Regions from separate parts of the Mus musculus genome. Here region 2 is linked to region 1. The links are chromatin loops, found by intact Hi-C in ENCODE. Cell type or tissue: left cerebral cortex. All regions are shown on one strand.

Evidence for each region. Hi-C counts contacts between places; a loop is a spot of excess contacts. Peaks named below come from ENCODE experiments on the same cell type or tissue, not always from the same donor. Only the 100,000 strongest peaks of a DNase experiment are listed, where the experiment ranks them.
Region 2: it touches region 1 in a loop (6-fold over the local background); 2 of 42 quality-filtered maps call a loop at or near these places.

Annotation. Positions count from the first base shown.
Region 1 is chr2:3,473,405-3,475,904 of GRCm38, reverse strand. Suv39h2 (suppressor of variegation 3-9 2) reads left to right here and starts at 919. Exons shown (of 6, transcript NM_022724.4): 1 at 919-1,202. The coding sequence starts at 959. It also overlaps a transcript of Dclre1c not described here. In left cerebral cortex, no CTCF peak of the experiment used is centred here; DNase peaks (open chromatin) are centred at 431, 839 and 1,423; H3K4me3 peaks cover 1,906 bases; H3K27ac peaks cover 1,013 bases.
Region 2 is chr2:3,332,101-3,334,600 of GRCm38, reverse strand. It overlaps Rpp38 (ribonuclease P/MRP 38 subunit), which reads left to right and starts at 1,973. Exons shown (of 2, transcript NM_001013376.2): 1 at 1,973-2,074. It also overlaps a transcript of Acbd7 not described here. In left cerebral cortex, a CTCF peak has its summit at 1,018 (motif pointing right); DNase peaks (open chromatin) are centred at 1,599 and 1,920; H3K4me3 peaks cover 1,418 bases; H3K27ac peaks cover 1,455 bases.

The sequences.
Region 1 (2,500 bases):
TCAGACAAAGCAAGTCTGAGGCTTGTTTCATTTTCTGTTTTAAAGTCTCCTTAGCTGGGTGGGAAGTGGCTGGAAGGGGAGCAATGGAGAGGTCAAGGCAGCTAGGCTGTTTTGGCTGAAGAGAAGACAGGCAGTATGTGCTTGTGAATAGCATTGACATGACTGGCTTACAGAATTGCCGATGGTCTTTTGTGTATAATGGTTCCTCTTACAAGTTTTCAGATTTACAGTGGTAAAACCGAGAACGACCTGACTCTCCCCAAGCATATATGGCTAAAACCTGCCCTCAGCTTAAGTCTGTTAATGTTAGTAAGTCCTTGTCCTAAGTGTACCTTTTACGTTTGCCTTAACTAAGAGGGTTCTTGGCGGGGTTGGTTGGATTCTCACAATTGTCAGGCTTTTCCTTTGAGTCCAGCTGCTACATGGCCACATCAACTCATCAGAATCTCTTTGAGTGGTTTAAACAGACAGCACCTCTCCAGGTGAACCCAACATGCAGTCAAATTTTAAGATCCTGAGTCCTGGTGGTGTGGAGTGAAAGGAAAAGTAGTGGGGCTTCGTTGGGTTGAAGTGCTGAGGAACAAGAGTGGGAAAGGAGCTACCTGCGCACACTAACCCCGCACAGCCTATTTTGCGTTTTGTGGCGGGCACGTCAGGTCTTTGTGAAGCGACTCAGGGGACCGCATGAAGAATCATGGCAAGCGACCTCCGAAGTCAAAGCGAGTAACAAGCCAGCGACGGGCAGGGCCAGTTTCCACGGAAGGCCCCGCCCCTTCCCGCCCCCACCGTGCGGCGCAGGCGCGGTAGCTACCACCGCAGGGGTCGGTCTCCGCTGACGTCAGAACGCCTCGCTCCTCTCAGCCTCCCCGCTCCGGAGTCCCTGGCGGGCCGGGGCGGGGCGTGTGGCCAGCTGAGTTCTTCGGGCTGACCGCGCCAGTTTGAATGAAAGCTCCGCAAGATGGCGGCGGCCAGGGCCAAGGCACGGGGCAGTGAGGCAGGAGCGCGGTGTCACCGGGCTCCAGGTCCGCCCCCGAGGCCCAAGGCCAGGCGAACGGCGAGACGCCGCCGCGCGGAGACCCTGACGGCGCGACGCTCGCGGCCGTCTGCGGGCGAGAGGCGCGCCGGCTCCCAGCGAGCGTGGTCCGGAGCTCCGCGGGCCGCGGTCTTTGGCGACGAGTGTGCACGAGGTGCCTTATTCAAGGGTGAGCAGGAAAGCACACGCGCTGCGGCGGTAGCGGTCGCCACCTCCGAGCCGGGGGTTGGGGGTGGTGGCGGGGCTGAGGTGCGGTGCTGGAGAAAGGGAATCCCCTGGTGCCTGCGTTCGAGCGGGTCTGGCCTCGCCGTGAAGCGCCTGCACACGCAGCCCTGAGCTCCGGGAAACTTTGGGGGGCCCGGCTGGAACTTGCAGGTTATTTCTGTGGATGCTGAAGCCGGGGCACGCAGTGCGCGTGCGTGCGCTCGAGTCGCGCGCCCTTTGAAAGTCTGGGTTGTGCAAAGCCTTCTGGAATGAAAAGGTTGTTCTCCAGCTCTTTCCTCCGCTCCACCCAGATGGTGACACTATTATTCCCGTAGGTAGCTCTTGCCTCCTTGAAGCGTGGTGGGGATGGGATGGTGGAATGGTTTTTATAAACGGGATGTTATAATCTAGACAATGAGGCGTTTTCCTCTCATCATTTTTGGCTGTGGGATTTTGTAAACCAAGTGTTGGCAATTTTTCTTTTTAACATTTCGAGATGCCCCCAAAATGTAGCATTTCTGTTGCGAGGGGCGGTGCATTGTAATTACACGTAACGCTTCGTTATGACGTTTTCATACGAATATATGTACGTTGATCCTCCGATTCAACACCACCCTCCATTATAGTGTTGTGTTTTCAGATTCTCAGCTAGGGGTAAAAATTGAAAAGATAAATAAAACAGCAAACAACTTGGTTACATAAACAAGAGGACTCTCCTTTGCAGATGATTAGCATAAGGAGATTAGCATTAAGACAAAACAGCCTTAAGATTTTTAGAAGCGATTTATGAGACGTTTTTTACAGCTTTCTTGTCTCCAAACCGCCACACCTAAGCAAATAAATGTATTCTGGCAAATTTGAAGGAAAGTCTTTTTGCAGGTGCCAGAAATATGAGTTGTTTGCAGTCACTGGAGTTCGGAAGCTATCCTCACTGGTTTCTGACAATGAAGTCCTTACTGGGAAGGATGAGGAAGGACTGCGGGGAAAATTTGAGCGGTTACGCTGTCCCTTCCTGGAAACTTACCTTAAAAAGGTTTTTGCCCACCACTTCGGAGAACTAAAGACAGCTTGATGAGTTAGAGATACATTTTCTTTGGTCACCTCTGTTCTCAACAAAACACACTTTTTTCCAGTGAATCCCATACACAAAAAGATTGGGACTTTCCCAAAGTTGTGTAGCTAGGTGACCCACCAACGGGTAGAGCAGAGGACTTTTGATCATCTTGTATTTATCCTGATAGTAGGGGTAGTGAAGTTTGTTAC
Region 2 (2,500 bases), 140 kb after region 1:
ATTCTTTTGGGTAAAATCCTTGTGGAAAGATTGCTAAATTCTCAAATAGAAAACAAGGCCCAAAATAGTAGCGGCTATATATAATTTGTATTAACTTAATTCTGCCACAGCTGTCACTGGGTCATAGTGGTTCCATTTGTCAGACATGTACCATGTGGCAGGCACTGTGGTAAGCATCTTACACAGAATATTCTTCTAATCCTCAGAATAGGCACTATTTTTATCATTTCATAGTTGGCTAATTAACTTGCCTGAGGTGTAGGGACACTAGTTAGTGGGAAGGCTAGGGTGTCAACATAGCAGCCTGGCGGCAGAGGCTTGTAATGTAAGAGCTGGAACTTTGGTGGGACAACACTCATAGCCATTACCTTTTTACTTCTTTATCTTGCCCCTCTTTCTGCCTTTTTTTATTTTTATTTATTTATTTATTTATTTATTTATTTATTTTTCTGTTATGGTGTGTGCAAGTTCTGGCCCCGAAGGCCCAGTCTGCAGCCTCCTGTCTCAGTCTTCCACGAGCCAGGATTTTATGTGAACCTTTAGTATTTCAATTCTACCATCGCGATTTGTCTTTAGCGCTACATGACTGCGGGTAATAGTAAAGGACGTCTTATATGGCACAGTCAAAACTCGACCGAACTTAATCTAGTTCATCTACTTGTGATAGAAACCACAGCACGCTTTTCCTGTAAAAACTTCAACAATCTTTGACCACAAGCAACAGTGTTTGTTCTGTTTAAATGTTCAATAGGTGGTGAATAATGGAAACGTAGAAGCTAGATCCTATATGTTAGTCTAAAATGAGCAATGAAAACACCGAGAAAAAAGAGGAAGATAAAGAGAAGGACCTGAATCCTCCCAAATTCATAAGAACAGAAAGTAATTCCTGTCAAGTAATTTTTATTTATTTATTTATTTATTTATTTATTTATTTATTTAATGTATGTGAGTACATTGTTGCTGTCTTCAGACACACCAGAAGAGGGCATTGGATCCCATTACAGATGGTTGTGAGCTGGGACTTGAACTCAGGACCTCTGAAAGAGCAGTCAGTGCTCTTACCCGCTGAGCCATCTCTCCTGCCTTTTTTTTTTGTTTGTTTTGTTTTGTTTTTTGTTTTTTTGAGACAGGGTTTCTCTGTATAGTCCTGGATGTCCTGGAACTCACTTTGTAGACCAGGCTGGCCTCGAACTCAGAAATCCGCCTGCCTCCCGAGTACTGGGATTAAAGGCGTGCGTAATTTTTAATCTTTAGTACATTATTCCACTGCTTACCAGTTGTAACTTTCCAGTGATTTTGTTTCATAACCTTTCTTATTTTTTGTCTCCGTTTGTCAGAAGGCACAACAGCTATTGCCGGAGTACTCTGGAGTACTGCTGTGGAACTAAATGCAGCCCCTATTTTCCTTTCAGTGTGCCCAAGATTCTACACATAATCTCTAAGTACATGCAACCCTATAACCCCTATTTATTTGATTTTCGTGGCAGAACACGAGCTCCGCCTACCTGCCTCTGCATTACGTCACTCCCAGTCAGGGGCGTCAGGCGTGGTGTGTGGACTAAACCTGGCACAGCACTGCGCAGGCGTGTATTCTGTCTCGCGAGAGTCTGTGGTTGCTGTAGTAACCAGCCTCTCCCAGGGACGCGTGCAGGGGAATGGGTGGCTATAAGGGCTGGAGTTTTGTATCCCCAGAACAAAAAGAGACAGCAAGGCAGAAGCAACTGGGCTAAAAATGGAGAGCCAAAAGGAGAGACGAACCTCTCACAGAACCGAGCTGTTCCGCATCGTCATTTTGGACGACCAGTCAGAAGGGAGAGGCTGGTTACTACAGCAACCACAGACTCTCGCGAGACAGAATACACGCCTGCGCAGTGCTGTGCCAGGTTTAGTCCACACACCACGCCTGACGTCCCTGACTGGGAGTGACGTAATGCAGAGGCAGGTAGGCGGAGCTCGTGTTCTGCGCACGCTCAGTGCAGGCGCACGTGGAGCGGGCGCAGTGGTTCCTGGTAGTGACCGAGTTGCTGTAGTGAAGCGATCCGTCACGTGGTCTCCGCGGGGCGCTTCTGCTCAGGTGGGCGCGTGCGTGCCTGTGGCTCGAGTCCCGGCCCGTGGGCACCCGGGTCACCGCGGGGTGGGGGTCATCCAGAGCCCGCTCTCCCTGAGGTTCTTTCCGGCTGGTCTCAGCCGATCCCTGCCTTCGGGGGTTTCCTTCCGTCGTGTTGTGTGATGCGGGTACCCCTTCGTCCTCCCGAGACCGCGGGAGCTTCTCTGCTGCTGACAGCCTTTCTAGGGTCTCTTCCCAAATCAAGGTCTCTGTGACGCGATTCTAATCGCGCCGCCCTTCTTGAAAGGCTCTAGAGTCACCATCTTGTCCTTACCCAGTATCTTCAACTCCAGCATCTCTGTTCGGGCGATACTGAACTTTAATGTTCTTCTGTAATCCCTCACTGCCCGCTTCCTTCTTGGGCTATCTAAAGAATTCCTTCAAAGGAGGAAT